2 separate regions of the Mus musculus genome follow, and region 2 is linked to region 1. A link is a loop called in an ENCODE intact Hi-C map of the cell type or tissue named here. Cell type or tissue: gastrocnemius. All regions are shown on one strand.

Region 1 (8,000 bases):
TGCTCTGCTCTCTTTGGGCTCTCTTTGGGCTTGGAGTAGTCCCAGGGCCGCCTGTTCTCTGTGAATCCGTACAGCTTCCTGAGGGCCACGCGCGCAGCTTCTTCCTCTGCAACGAGTACAGTTTCCCCAGGTCCCTCTGCAATCAGCTTTCTGTCACTAGGAAGAAAACAGACAGGGATCTGAACGCCGGGAAGACAGCACATGAGACAGTTATGCCTTCCATCCCATCCCATCCAAATACAACAACCTACGAGGCCCAGTTTCTCCAAGGCAAAGCATAAGGTGGCACAAGGATCAGAAGTTCACAAGGATTAGAGCTGGGTAGTGTGGCACACTCCTTTGATGCCAGCATTTGGGAGGCAGATACAGGCAGATCTCTGAGTTTGAAACAGTTAGGTCTACATGGCAAGTCCCTCAGATTAGAAAATCTTCACACAAAGATTGGAAAAATATTTGCACAAAATTTAATCTACTTATCCAAGATACTCAATGTCCACATCTACTGCTTTAATTGATTTCTTTCTCTCTCTCTCTCTCTTTCTCTCTCTCTCTCCCTGTCTCTCTGTCTCTCCCTCCCTCTCTGTCTCTCTGTCTCTCCCTCCCTCTCTGTCTCTCTGTCTCAGGAAAGCATTCCACCACTGAGCTACACCTCTACCCCACTTTAATCTTAAAACCTGAAATCCATTTCAGACAGGTTTATCTCTAACAAAACTACAAGGCTCTAAATGTGCTGACACTTTGGTAGACAGCAAAGCTCCTGTCTTCCACTCTGAGGCTCGGTTGAAGCTGCTGCCAAGAACAGATGTATTTTTTTTATATATATAGAAAATATAAGGTGAGCTTATATCCCATAAAACTCTATAGCAAACAGCTGTCCAAAAGTGACTTAGCAGGAGCTGGAGAGAAGGCTCACTGCTCAGAGCACTGGCTGTGCTTGTAAGGAACCCAGGTCGGATTTCCCGGATGAACCTAACAGCTAATAAACATCTGTAACTCTAGTTCCAGAACCGACACCTTCTTCTGGCCTCCACATGTATGTGATGCAGACATACATGCAGGCCAACACTCACACACATAAAATTTTCAAAAGTTACTACTAGCAAAACACAGATAACTTGTCTTCTATTAACAGCAGAAAGAGAAAACCAAAAAACCCACCACCATCACCAATAACAAAAACCAGATAATGACCCTATCCACCCTGCCCCACTAGGGTCTCACGGTGTAGTTCTGGGAGGCCTCTCTATAGACAGTCTGGCCTCAAACTCACAGAGATCTGCTTGCCTCCACCTCCTGAACACTAGCCTAAGATTAAAGACATGTACCTCCCCCCGCCCCCCACCCAGCTCAGAGATACAATTTTAATACTGTTAGAAGTAACACTTAAAAACTGGAAGTCTATCTTCTAGGCTTCCAATCAAAGTTAAAAAGTGAACAATGAATTTTTACTAACCAGTATAAGCCAACAAAATATAAAGGCAGAGCAGTTGTGCTTCCAGACTGCCTGGTGAGTCGAGACTCAGGAGCTGAGATGTTTCTCTTCTTCAGCTCCTCTACGAGTAGTCCCATGGGATTTACGACGGTCCACATCTCAAAGAGCTCTTTCCCCGTCATTTGTGTAATTAAAAAGTCCTGTGCATAAAATAACATTTAAATTAGAACAAAGAATATTATGGCCAGAATTCAAAATCCATTTTTACCATAAGAACTGATAGGCAATGAATGGCAAATGTACATATTAAGCACATACAGCCTGAAAATCCAAAATGCTCGGAATCTGAAACTTTTCGCACTAAAGTGTTGCTTGCAAACGTTGAGATTATAGAGTATGTTCGGTTTCTGGCTTTGGAATTCCAGCTTGAGCTTCTCCCTCATGGGCTCACACGTGCAAGGACAGCACACTCTACCAGAGTTATACCTGGATGTCCTCATAGGCTGTTGTTGTTTGTACTTTTAATAAAAATCATAGAACTTTAAATGTTTCAATTTCAAACCTAAAGAAAATGATGTCAAGCAACATAACCTATGAAAATTATTCAGAAGACTGACTCCTGCCTCAGAATTCAATACTCAAATCATTGATATTCAAAGTAGAAGCATGTGTCTGTCTACTTACTAAGGACATACCCACAAGGACACACCTTCCCTCCATGGCAGACTGCATCTTTTTAAAGCCTGAGCTAGGGCTGGAGAGATGGCTCGGCAGTTTAAGAGCACTGACTGCTCTTCTGAAGGTCCTGAGTTCAAATCCCAGCAACTACATGGTGGCTCACGCCCTCTACTGCTGTGTCTGAAGACAGCTACAGTATACTTAGAAATAATAAATAAATCTTTAGCCCGGCCTGAGCAAGGCCGACTGGAGCGAGCAGAGGTTCTGAATTCAAATTCCCAGCAACCAACGTGATGGCCCACAACCATCAGTACAGCTACAGGGTACTCATGTACGTTAAATAAATAAGTAAATAAATAAATCTTTAAGCTCTGAGCTAAAATAAACATTTTTTTCCTTAAAAATTAATCAAACCAAAACAAAAAATTTTAAAAAGCTAAGAATAACGTAAACCTCCAGCACTCACAACCCAGCATTTATTATTTGCTTTCCAGGGTATTGGCAAAAGAAAACTGAAATAACCACCACAAAGTTAACATAAAAATAGTTTGGGTTTTTCTAAGTTTTGGGGGTAGGAACAGTCAGTTGTACCAAGATCTAGCAAAGGAATGCATGAGAAAAAGAAACGTCCCCCTCTGCCCACATGAAGACTGTCTGAACAAGTGCATCTAACCATTACCCACCCTGATGAACAGTGCAGCCCTTTCAGGGCCACTGCTCTGCAGCAGGGCTCCAATGACCGCGAAGAAAGTCTGACGTAAGACAGGCAGGGGGACAGGAAATTCTGCACTGAGGGTCAACTGCTCCACAGCCAAGTTCCTGGCCACGTGACAGACAACTGCCTCACCAGTGAGAAAGCTAACTAGACTCTCAGTGCCTTCGGCGGGCAAGTCTGGGAATTCGTCTTCGAGAAACTGTGTGAGGCACCGATGTGAAAAAGACAGCCCTTGTTCGAACAGTTCCTGATTGTCCTTAAGATTCAGAAGAGCAGCTTCTTTCTCTATGCCAAGGCTCTGACGTTTCGCCTCTTCGCTTTTGATGTAGCAGCTATTGATAAATGCAGTTTTGAGAAGGTCCAACGAAAAGGTTTCTTGTAAGCGAGATCCAAAGGCTTGTACCTCCGCATGGTAATCCCAGTTTGGCTTCTCTGAGCTGAGGAGGCAGACAGTAAGAGAGTAAGGAGGAGGGCATGGTACCACGTAAGGTGTGCTCTAACTTTACTACATAACGGAATGAAATGAAGTTTGTTTCTTTTATTGTCGGATTCTAACAGTCTAAATACAAAAGGTAATACAGATAACCACTGGCAGTCCGTCATTACTGTCTATATATAAGATGTGGGGGTTTCCCTTTGGCTTAACTGCCATATTAAACAGATTGTTCACATCACATTAGGCTGCTCTGCTAGTATTTAAGTTCTCTCTTTCTGCTCTAACAGTGACATTATGCTTTCTACCTGAGTATGAACAAATTATAACTATATAGATTCAGGCCACAAACTGAAAGTAATTATGTTTAGTTTATATATATTTATTTAAAGCTCAGAAATGTCCACTTGAATTTCCAGTTACATAAGTTAATATCAGTCTTATGAGTGTGTCAAAATTTCATAACCACAGGCGAGGGTTGAGGCTGTTCTAATTCAGTGGTAGTGGTAATTGACACAATGGCCTGGTGTGTGCAGGTACACTGTACAGACACACAATTCCAAGAATTAAATGCCTTTTCCTAGAGAAAATTAAATGTCTTTTCCTAGAGAAAAATAATGCCACAATAAAATCCTTTAAAGTTAAAAGAGAGAAGAAAAATAGATCTAAGTTTAAAATCATAAATCTAAATTTGTTTTCTATAGTTTTTTCCAATTTTAACTCATTAATCTTAAAATACCCACCTGTCTATTGGGCAAGGGAATGTAAATTAAGACATGATTCTGAGTCTTGCTTATTAAACCACAATAATTGTGCAATAGAAGGTGTATTCTCACTGGTGTTAGTGTAAAGGGGATTAATATTCTCCTGGAGGGCAATATTAAAATAGTAATCAAAGTCTCAGCTCAGGAATAACTAGCTAACTAGAGACAGTTCCTGCTTCTTTGGTGTTCTAACAATCTAACGGAAGTCAAATGCCAAAGAAACTGTAAGAATGAAGTTGATCTTCGTGTACTTTTGCCCACTAAGACAGAGTATACAGAAAGTGCATGATGCAGGATCGTATATAAGCATGATGCACTTTAGAAAAATCTGTGGGGTTTTTGTTGAGGTTGTTGTTGTTGTTGGCTGTTTTGATTTGTCCGACAACCCCCCCCCCCGCCCCCAGGCAAGAAGATTAATTAGATAAAAAACCTAAACTTTTATCCTCACTCCAGGCAGTGGACATGAAATTCTGTTACACACAGAATTAAATGTTTCTACCCTGGTACGCAATATGGTAGAATTGATGACCCTATTCCTCTTTAAAATACCCAATTGGCCTGAGATTAGGAAGTGACAAAATTGGGTCAATCCCAATCCCAAGCAGTTACCCTCTGGTCGACCCCATTTGCTTATATTCAGCTAGTGAGATTCTGCAGGGGACAGCCCAGCCCCTGTCGCCCAGTTCCTCTGCCCCATGCTGCCTGCAGGAACGTGCCCACCGCAGTTGCCTGCAGCCTGGTGTCCTCGCCGCCACCTTAGCCTCTCCACCCTCCCGAGACGCCTACCGTCGCACTGGCGGCGGCGGGCAGCGTAGCAGGCGCCATCGCTCCAGCTCTTTCTGGAAGCGGAAGGCGGCACGGAATCCCTTCTTCACTCCCCGAACCGGAGGAGCCAGCGTGGGGACGGCCGGAGCCAATAGGCGGCGAGGGCCCTGCTGCAGCAACCGGAATACAGCAGAAGCCATGGCAAGAACAAGGCAATAGGAGGCGGAAGGAAGACAGCCGGAGCGGTGTAGCCCGAACGCGGTTCCCCGGAAACTGGTGCAGCAGCAGAGAGAGGCCTGAACGCTGGAGGACACCGAAGAGGGAGCATGGCTAGTGTACTGCGCGTGCGCAAGTGCTTCTTTCTGCCCATTCTGTAAGTATGGGTGCAGAAATTGTTGAGAAACAGTTGCTTGACCCTATCAGTCTCGCTTGTGTTTATTTCTCATTAAAGCAGAACAAAAACTAGTTTTTAAAGTTCTAAATAAAACACTTAAATTTTCACAAGAAAAACATTTCTTGTTTACATTCAGTCTTAAAAGTTGCAGACCATCATTCCAGCCACTACTGAGGAAATGTTTTCAAAGTTTAAGGCTTCACCCAACCGTTTCCAAAAAGTCTCGCTTACAAAAGCACGTTCAGAAGTGTGTTTAACTTAACCAAAATTAAAGTTTGTATTTTAAAACAACTACTTTCCTCCCACCCTACCCCCCTCCCACAGGGGAAGACTCGGGACCAGGAGGGGTACATAAAAATATTAACAGTGAAATTACAAGTTTTTTTTTTAAAAATCTGTATCAACGTTTGAAGCTTTCCTAACAAAATATGAGTAAAAGACCTGAAGTCAGAAATGGAAGTGTCTCTGCTTCTTTTCCCATAGTTTTTATGGTGAACATCTTTTCCTTGAGAGGCACCTGTATGGTTCTTATACAAGGGAAACAATTCCCCTGCACTCACCCAGTTAGACTCCAGGGTCTTTGTGCCTGCTTTCACAAACAGCTTGTTCATTTTTTTTCTCTTTTTTTATTATTATTATGTATTTTCTTCAATTACATTTACAATGCTATCCCAAAAGTCCCCCCACTCCCTCCCCCCCCCCACTCCCCTACCCACCCATTCCCATTTTTTGGCCCTGGCGTTCCCCTGTACTGGGGCATATAACGTTTGCCTGACCAATGGGCCTCGCTTTCCAGTGATGGCCGACTAGGTCATCTTTTGATGCATATGCAGCTAGAGTCAAGAGCTCTGGGGTACTGGTTAGTTCATAATGTTGTTCCTCTGATAGGGTTGCAGATCTCTTTAGCTCCTTGGATACTTTCTCTAGCTCCTCCATTGGAGGCCCTGTGATCCATCCAATAGCTGACTGTGAGCATCCACTTCTGTGTTTGCTAGGCCCCGGCCTAGTCTCACAAGGGACAGCTATATCAGGGTCCTTTCAGTAAACGCTTGCTAGTGTATGCAATGGTGTCATCGTTTGGAGGCTAATTATGGGATGGATCCCTGGATATGGCAGTCTCTAGATGGTCCATCCTTTTGTCTCAGCTCCAAACTTTGTCTCTGTAACTCCTTCCATGGGTGATTGTTTCCAATTCTAAGAAGGCGCAAAGTGTCCACACTTTGGTCTTCGTTCTTCTTCAGTTTCATGTGTTTTACCAACTTCTTATGCTCGTTTTCTGCTTCTGTAACTCTGCCTATTTGCCTGTCAAATCCTCCATTTGGAAACCCCCTACTCTTGGACGACAAAAAAACCTTATCTTCCCTAGATCTAATGAGGATCTCTTGAACCCCACCTGTATTGAGAGACAGCCAATGTACACAAACTTTAGAGGTTTGTTTTAATCAATTGCTTTCTTTAATTAATTTGGCCATCATGATTTGAGCTAGGGGTCTTTTTCCTCACATCTGTGGGATTAACAGTAATCTCAAGCTTAATAAAGTTAGTGAAAGAGATCCACACACATTGGGAGTTCCCCTTCATACCTCAGATTAGGAACAAACCACACCCAAACACCTGCTTTCACAGAGAGATCCTTTATTAAGTGGGGGAGGAAAGTTAAGGTGGCTGCTTTCTCACTCTGGCAGAAAAACAGTAGAGAAAGAGGGGGGTCATGTTAGGATGGATGATACATTTTGATTGGGTATTTTAATTAGATGAGCCAAAGGGGGCTAATGATTGCTGGCCTTCAATACTTACATAGCTGGACTCTGGCAGTCAGCCTTAGGAGGAGGAAGTGACCAAGTAAAGGAATAGACCTTGGTGGCTAGCTTTAGGAATGTAGTCTAATGGTTTTTAGCAAGGCAGAGGGAATGGAAAAGAAGGACAAGGCCTACCAGAGCCAGGCTGCCAGAGTCCCTTCAGTTAAAGTGATGTCTCTATGTGCTGAGGCTCTCAGAAACAACAACTATAAGAATAACCTGTAATGTCTCAAGTAGTTTCTCCCACTTTTGACCCACATGAAGCTCAGAATTAACATCTGCATTCAGCTTGCTGTCATTCCACTGATGTAATCACTTAAAACTAGTATACTCTTGGTTGTCAACTTGACTACATATGGTATTAACTAAAACTCAAATGACCAGACACATTTTCGAGGGTTTTTTTTTTTTTCTTAATTAAATTACTTGAAATGAGAATTTTCGCTGCTAACCCAGAGTTTTGAGGTGGGGAGATATACTGTTACTCTGTGCCTCACTTTCCGCTGGCAGCCTATATAAAGGACATGGAGGAAGGAAGCTTGCTTTTCTTGTCTGCATGCTCTGGCTAGTGCTGGCAAGTCAATCTTTTCACTAGCATTAGAGCCCACTTCTCTGGGATTTCAGCATATACTGAAGACCAGCTGAGACATCCAGCCTTGTGGACTGAACACCTTTGGATTCTTGGACCTTCTGTTTGTAGGCAGCAATTGTTGGATTAGCTGGACCACAGCCTAATGGTCCACAAGGCCATTCTAATAAACCCCCCTTCTCTATTATTGAGAGATTCATTCTAAGTTTTGTTAAGTTTTTTTGTTTTGTTTTTGTTTTTCTTGGGAGTTTAGCTCATGATAAGGTACAACAATTACTTTTGAACCCATGGTAAGGCAGTAACTCAACATGGCAGAATGTATAATGGTACAAAGCTTGTTCATTTCATGCCTAAGACATAAGAGAGAGTTCATGAAGAGAAAAGATCAGAGGCCCCAAAATCTCCTTCAAAGGCCCATCCCCAGTAATTGA
Region 2 (8,000 bases), 69 kb after region 1:
GAAGCATTAGCAGGCAAGTACAGGGTGGCCGCACTGTCTGACAGCTTAGGGGAAAACACATGGTAAATGTTGGGTCTTACCTACAAGAAACTTGCCATCCCATAAAGAAACCAGACTGCTCTATAACTGATAAAATGTGCTGCCTAAGTCAGAAGTATTACTAAGTGCCAGGTTTCCTGCCAGCTTTGTGTGGCAAGCCAAACCGGAAACTCCGGTTGCATGGCTGCTGATGAACTTCTGGTTTTGTATATTCTAAAACTCTTTTGGTAAGGCTTGGAGTGTGTGTTGCACCACATACTTCGTACCGGCTCTGCAGTGCCGCGTGCTAGGGCTTTCCTTGCGGATGGATGCCTGCTAGGACTGGGTTCTGTCTTCCCCAGCCTCCAGCTCTACACACCAGGAATGGCTGGTGTGCCGTCTGTTTCTTGGGTCCATCCTTCCTGCCTTCCTCTGAGAGAACAGAGATGCGAGAGGGAGGGTGCACTTCCTGCATAGCCAGGCACAGCTGTGGGAGTCTCTTGGGTTTAACTACTCTGCCTTCACCCCACGTTTGTTGTACTTTGTACACTCTTTTAGAAAATGCAGTCAGAAAGTGGGAGCATCGTCCTTCCTTCAGATTACATAACGGTGGACTGTAATTGTGCGTGTGGGAAAAGAAAAATACAGCCCTGTCTGTCAAGGTGCTTCCTGTGGGCAAAGACGACTTCCTGCTAGTCATCTCTCTAATGGAGCAGGGGGAAAATTCTATCAAAAGAGGCATTATTTTTAGTAGATACTAATTTTTTCCTAGCTAGGGAAATGTAATACAAAGGTGAATAGTCTGTTGTCTGTGAGGGCTGATCCTGTGTGGGACCCGGGTCTTCCTTAGCCAGTGGCCAGAGGATAAAGCACGGTTCTCCAGCTCCACACTGCTCACTTGGAGTGTCTCTGGACTGTTTCCAGCCCACCGTGGCTATGAACTCCCTCCCACAATAGACCATATTTGCTTCCCTGACAGAGTATAATTAGGGCTGTTCCTTTTGGGAAATAAGTATGAATGAACAAGTAACCATAGTTACGGAGAATATTTAAGCAAGCAGACTTTAGAATGTAGAATACTGTACTTATCTATCAATACAGTGTAGATGAGTTAGCAGTTAGTGGCAGTAATAAAGAGAGATTATTAATAAGTCCCTCTACTCAGATTAGATGGAAAAGGATGCAGAAAAGAGATAGAAGTCAGTGCTTCGTTAACATCCTCCTTTCTGGACTGAGAATGTCGCTGAGTGGTAGAGCATTTCCCTGGTGGGAGCTGCCGGGCCCTGGTTCACCACCCCTCACTGTGCTGCTCTCTTTCTGAGGGCAGCGTCTCATGTAACCCACACCAGCCTGGGACCCTGTCTGTGGCCTGAGCAGGGCTTTGGCCTCCTGATCTTCCTTGCCTTCACTGCCTGAGTGATGGAGCTATATAAGCATGTGCCACCACCCTCGACTTCTGCAGCTCTGGGGATCAAACAAACCCAGGGCTTCCTCCATGGGGCAAACAGTCAGCAGCTGAGCTTTGTCCTCAGCTCTGCTCTGCTCTTCTCAGCGCAAACAGCCTCTGTTCTCCATAGACAACACTCACAGAGCTCGCGCTAACCTAGAGTTTAACACCCGCTTCTGAGTAGTAACAAAATAAAATGACAGATTTTCTTGTTTTAAAGTTTGTTCCAAAACACATGTCTATTTATGCACTGACTACTGTTTGCTCTCTCAATGTACTAAAAGCATACTTTTCCCTTCCCTTGTGCTCTTCTGCCCTCTAGATCACCAGAGTAATATGCTGTCTTCTTAACCATGGTTTTCCGAAGCCAGAGCTCAGCTGTCACTTCCCAGTCCCGAGTTTTGAGACCTCATGTCATAAAGGGGAATACAGCCCTTTTTTCACAGGCTATGGGGAGCATGGTGGACTATCAGGAGAGATAGACCAGCCTCTTTCATTTTCTGTGGTCTTCAGCTTCTGTCTGACTATGGACAGTTGCTCCAGGCTGTAAGCCACAGTTCCTTTGCCTGAACAGTGGCAGTGGTGGTGTTCTGGATCCCTGTGCTTGCTACACAGATTTGGTGCATTTAAGCACATCAAGTACTGTGTACTGCTGGGATTCATAGCGCCTTTGTACATCAGGCACTGTTGAGAACACTTAGCTGTACAGCCTTACAGGGACTGTACCAGATGAGGAAACGGGGGACGTGGGAAAGCTAGGGTTGGCACCTGGGATCTGACCTGGACTTATCTGACCAGAGTGGTTCTGATATTAGAACCACTCTAACTGTGAGAAAGTAATGGAGAATTCCAATTGAGTCACTTAGAAGCACACACGGATGTCTGGGAATCTGTTGACAGCGGGAGTTGAGAATGGGAGTGCACATCTGTAACTGTAGCACTTAAGAAGCTGAGGCAGGAGCATTGCTAAAAGTTTCAGGCCAGCCAGACTATATAGTGAGACCGACTCCTAAAAGCAACCAACCATATAAAAACAACAACAGAACATCTAAACACCATGGGATTGATCATGGGAACCTCAGCTAAAATGTAATGTGGGATTTAAAAGAAACATGGAGTCCAGAACGTTTCAGAACTCTGTGCTAACGTCTGGAAGGCCAGTGTAAACATGTAGATGTTGGCTTTGCTTCCCTGCTGCCCCCAGGCTCCTCAGTGGTTAGAAAGCGACTCCTGTCAGAAGTGTGAGCAGCCCTTCTTCTGGAATATAAAACAGATGTGGGACACAAAGACCCTGGGCTTGAGGCAGGTGAGTAGCCAATGTTTGCTCCTTCTGGAAGAATTTTGCATCTCATTATTTTTTTATCTTTAATTCAAATTTTTAGAAAATCATACTTGCCGGGCGGTGATGGCGCACGCCTTTAATCCCAGCACTTGGGAGGCAGAGGCAGGTGAATTTCTGAGTTTGAGGCCAGCCTGGTCTACAAACTGAGTTCCAGGACAGCCAGAGCTACACAGAGAAACCCTGTCTCAAAAAACAAAAAAAAAAAAAAAAAAAAAAGAAAAAGAAAAAAGAAAATCATACTTTGTTCTTACAAATGTGGTTTCTCCTCTATTATTTTGTATCACGGCCATGTGACTGACAGTGAGCATGACCAAGTTTGGCCTGTATAATACACCTGGATCATTTTCATTAAGACTTTCTCAAATCTCTTCTTTTTCTTTTTTAACTGAGAAACTTGCCCCCAGTACCCTTACTGGTAGCACTGGGTACTCATACGATGCCTAAGTCCTGCTGTGAAATGCATCTGGCTGATCATGAATTTGGGGGCTACGTGAGAGCATAGTGATCATTCATCATTGGTGAGGGATTAGCCTAGCATTCGTGTGTGTCACTAACTTTGCTTTGCTTTCACTCAAAGAGCTGCTCGTCAGTAAAGCCCCATCCAGCCTGGCAGCCAGGACTGGGCTTCTGTTATTTCTTATTACCCAGAAATGCCCAGAAATGGCTGATCCTGTGTGATGCTTCCCCCACCCCCCACCCCCCACCCTTTTTTTTTTCTTTTTTTTTTTTCGAGACAGGGTTTCTCTGTGTATCTCTGGCTGTCCTGGAACTCACTTTGTAGACCAGGCTGGCCTCAAACTCAGAAATCCGCCCTTCTCTGCCTCCCGAGTGCTGGGATTAAAGGCGTGCGCCACCACGCCCAGCTGTGTGATGCTTCCATAGCAGTGAACAGCATATTATAGTTGGTGAAGTATTCCTTCTAAAGAAAACACCGAAGAGTGAATTTTATTCTTATGCATTAATAATTAGTAGGAGAGAGAGAAGCAGATAGATAGATAGATAGATAGATAGATAGATAGATAGATAGTCACTAAAGGGTTAGTGGTTAAGGTCTGCTACATTCAATGGTAATAATTGGAGTGTTCTGGAAAGTTCTAGAGCTTATTTTCTGAATCAAGAGTTTGCAAAGCCAAAAAGAACATTATTCCTCCATGAAGACTATTTAAAACTTTAACTTTAACTTTTTTCTTTGAAGGAGGAATAGTTTTTTTCTTGCCAGAATCTCCAGCGATTGGGTTCCTAAAAGAGCTTGGGTTTGGTTTGAATAGTGCTGCTCTTTGTGAACCAGACAGATATAGCTGTTGTCCCCAAACAAGGACATTTTTATTTGAAGACCCTTGCCTACTGGGACATTTCCTGATGTGTGTTCCAAGTGTCAGTGATGATGCAGTGGGTGCTGGGGTCTATCAAGCACATTCTCCCCGAGTTTACAGGAATGCAAAGCTAACTCCTGTCTCCTCCACCGCCCTGGCAGCATCACTGCAGGAAGTGTGGGCAGGCCGTCTGTGGGAAGTGCAGCAGCAAGCGGTCCAGTTACCCCGTCATGGGTTTTGAGTTCCAGGTTCGAGTTTGTGATTCCTGTTACGACTCCATCAAAGATGAGGAGTGAGTGCTTGCTGGTTCGTCTTACTGCGTCCTGCCCTCTCTGTCTGATGGGAATCTGCATATGGGCAGCAGTTCTAGAGAGATTTCTACCCATATGCTTATCTCTTTGGAATGTTTCTTCATTTGTTTGTTTTTAATTACATTTTTTTGTGGGTGGGTTGGGCCAGCATGTGTATCACAGCTTGTATGTGGAGGTTCAAAGACAACTTGTGGAATCTCTCCTTCTACCCTGTGGTTCTTAAGGATCAGACTGGTGGATAAGTGCCTTGCCTTGCCGAGCCATCTCGTCAAGCCACATGAACCGTTTTTGAAGAGAAATTTCTGTCCTAGCTTTGTGACACACACGCTCTTTATCTCAAGCTGCCTCACTGGCTGGGACAGATTTTTTTTTCCAAGTACCAATGAGGGTCGTTGGAGTAGTCCTGCAGCTGACAGCCCCATCCCACAGGGCTCTGCAGAGACATGTCCCTGTGTAAGTAAGTGGGCAGCAGCAATTGAGCTGGCTGACTTTTGTCCACTCATGCCAACTTAGTTACGGGAAAGACTGGAAAGACCTGTGCTCTTTCTTCACATGGTCTTAGGTAACTTCATCAGATGTTCCTGATGTGGACAGATCCATTGGGAGAAAATGGCTGTTATTTTTTCCTTCTCCTGAGCCATGGCTACAGTAGCAGAGGTCTGTGTCCCCACCCATGACGGGCCATGAGCTAACAGAGGGAGGGCTGCACCATGGCTCTGACTGTGGCAGATGCTCACTGGCATCATTTACTACATTACATCATTGCTCATGATCTCCTCCAGTGCACTTCTTCCTTAGCCCTATGGGCCCATGGTTTTATGTCTGTGTACCAGGCTCTCCAGTGAAGGAATACATTATTTTTATGCTGAGTGTCTTAACCTTTTTGAGGTCTTGGCTTTGGGACCAAAGCCTCTACGGTTGAAACCTTTTGTACAGCCTTGTTAATTATAAAACCATTGCTATATTTTTAGAAGATAATGGTAACATTATTGTGTGTAAGCCATCTACATTGCTAAAAGATTGCTTCTCTCTTAGGCCTGGCTACAGTCCGCACATTTCACCTGTCTTTCTCTTTGTTAGCCGGACTTCTCTAGCAACATTTCATGAAGGAAAACATAACATTTCCCATATGTCCATGGACATTGCAAGGGGACTGATGGTGACCTGTGGGACAGATCGTGTTGTGAAGGTAAGCTGGCCTGTTAGCATCTCAGCTGAGATAGAGCTGTCCTCAGGCTATGAGCGGGCTTCAAGGCATTTCTAGTGCCATTGCCTTTGCTTGGTATAATCAGTAATTGCCTGTTCAAAGCCCTGAATGACAGAGCAGGTATTTGTGATTTCCTAACCCTGATGGGGACTCGCTGTGGGTGGGTGGGTGGTCATGATAGTGAGGGCTAGGTGTCTCTTGGAACCTGTGGATTCTGAGTTGGCCTGAGGGTTTCCCGTCCCATCTGTCTTGAGTCTTTGTTAGTCTATAACCTTTCCTGTCTTCTTGGCTAATGTTCCTTTACATCCTATCCTATTTGTGAAGAATAATCATATTTTTTAAGTTAAATTCTTAGATCACAAACAGAAATTGAAAGTAAATCTTTTATACTTAGTTACATTGTAAAACAAATAGTTTCTATTTTTATACAGTATAGTAAAACATTATTTTCAGGATTCAAAATGCTACCTGGAAGTGGTTTGTTGTCCTTGTTGTTTCGGAGGGTTTTTTTTCAATGTAATTAGTTAACTACGTTGCTTTATTTGTATATGAGTCCTAAGGAGGTTCTCTAGCCAAAAAAGACAAAGCTGTCAGTACTAACTGTTGAAATTAGACCCCATGATAAGTGTTTCTTCTCCATGTGCCTTCCTTGTAGATATGGGATATGACTCCTGTGGTGGGCTGCAGCCTGGCAACTGGATTTTCTCCACACTGATCCCAGAGCTGGGTGATGTCTGCTACACGTGATGCATAGCATCCTCCATGAATGGAGACCCTTCATGTAGCTCAACAGCCACTGTCGTGTAAATGGACATTAGACGCCTAAAAAAACAAATCAATATTTTTTAAAAGAAAAAAATCTATATAAAGGTGTGTTTGGGGGTATTTGTGGAAATTGTCTAAAAGGTCTGTCCACAACGGACTCCTAAGGAGTAGAATTTCCTCAGCAAAACTGCCTCATGAACATTGAACCAGTGGGTAAGGAGGGAACAATGAAGGGTTTAGAAGGAAAAATTTTTAAATGAAAAAGGTTAGTGCTTAGAACTTCTTAAATGCAAACCCATGAGCACACATGGAGTCTCCCGAGAGGGTCCTTGAGGCCCCTGAGAGTACTCAGATACACAACCAGGGGCTGGGGGAGAGCTTTCTGTCTTTCTTCAGGGGAGGTGGCCAGATGTGAGAAACCTATGCTTGCCATACAAATGTCCTCTACACCGAGTTACTGATAAACCTCATCAAGGTACCTGTTCTGTCAGGTGGTGTCCTAATCTGCTCTTGGGTTTGGCTCACTCTAGTTGTTTCTGTCCCAGCCAGTGTCCCCTGGGTGAACCTTTACAGCTGTCATATAACAAGACAGAGCACATTCATCTCCTTCTCCCAAACCTGCCCTGTGGACAAAGCTTTCTTTTATGGTGCTGATGTACAAGCCTCCTGACATTTTTTTTCTTTGTAGCTAGTCATGACCCATGGCAAACTCAGCTACCACCATGGTGGTGATGCGTGCCAGCAGCCTACTCCATGGAACAGCCCAGTCTTGCTAACTGATACATTTGTTTGTAGTCCCAAGACCAAGCCCTTGTTATATGGTAGCAAGTTATGCCCCTCAGAAGTACTCTGGCGCTTCTGTATTATGTTGTAGCTGTGACCAGTGTTAGTCATGTGTCATAGAAAGAAATTGGTGGCCCATTGCTAAAATTATCAGTCAGGTCTTGTACAGTAATCCCTAACCTGCAAATCACTTACATAGCATTTAGAAAAGCTGTTGTATGAAATGTGTTGTCCAATTTTTGGCCAGATTACCAAGAGATGTTTGTGTGTGTTTGTGTAAACAGAAAGTAGCACATGAACTATTCCAGTAGAACCGTGGGAGCCTGCTGCTTGCCGGTAGGAAAGGCCTACTGCTTTAACGGATGAATAATGACTACCTACAGCATCCGTGTGACTCTTGCTAATGGGTATGGATTTAAAATCTCACTGTAGCACTGTGTTGGGTTACATCAAGATCAAGGCCATTCTGCCAGAGAGGACTAAGGCTTTATCACTTTACCAACATGGCTAACAAGGAGGTGGCGCACGCCTTTAATCCCAGCACTCGGGAGGCAGAGGCAGGCAGTTTTATGAGTTCGAGGCCAGCCTGGTCTACAAACTGAGTTCCAGGACAGCCAGGGCTACACAGAGAAACCCTGTCTCAAAAAAACAAAAAACAAAAAAAAAAAAAAAAAAAAAAACAGGCAGAAAAGCTATGGGGTCACAATGGATAAAACACAAACAATGAGGAAAGGAAAGGCAGCCAGGCATAATGGGCTCTGTATTTACAGAGAGCTCTTGACTTGAGAAATAAGACCAAAGGATGTTTTGCCCC

What was found. Hi-C counts contacts between places; a loop is a spot of excess contacts. Peaks named below come from ENCODE experiments on the same cell type or tissue, not always from the same donor. Only the 100,000 strongest peaks of a DNase experiment are listed, where the experiment ranks them.
Region 2: it touches region 1 in a loop (2.8-fold over the local background); 10 of 42 quality-filtered maps call a loop at or near these places.

The regions. Positions count from the first base shown.
Region 1 is chr1:79,773,120-79,781,119 of GRCm38, reverse strand. It overlaps Mrpl44 (mitochondrial ribosomal protein L44), which reads right to left and starts at 5,102. Exons shown (of 4, transcript NM_001081210.1): 1 at 4,809-5,102; 2 at 2,794-3,262; 3 at 1,454-1,632; 4 at 1-156. The coding sequence starts at 4,987. It also overlaps a transcript of Wdfy1 not described here. In gastrocnemius, CTCF peaks have their summits at 4,799 and 4,999; a DNase peak (open chromatin) is centred at 5,053; H3K4me3 peaks cover 1,697 bases; H3K27ac peaks cover 1,301 bases.
Region 2 is chr1:79,703,864-79,711,863 of GRCm38, reverse strand. Wdfy1 (WD repeat and FYVE domain containing 1) reads left to right here. Exons shown (of 12, transcript NM_001111279.1): 9 at 2,670-2,771; 10 at 4,282-4,412; 11 at 5,512-5,620; 12 at 6,294-8,000. The coding sequence ends at 6,353. Among named protein-coding and RNA genes, the nearest start is that of Ap1s3, 36 kb to the right of the region's middle. In gastrocnemius, no CTCF peak of the experiment used is centred here; no DNase peak of the experiment used is centred here; H3K27ac peaks cover 1,136 bases.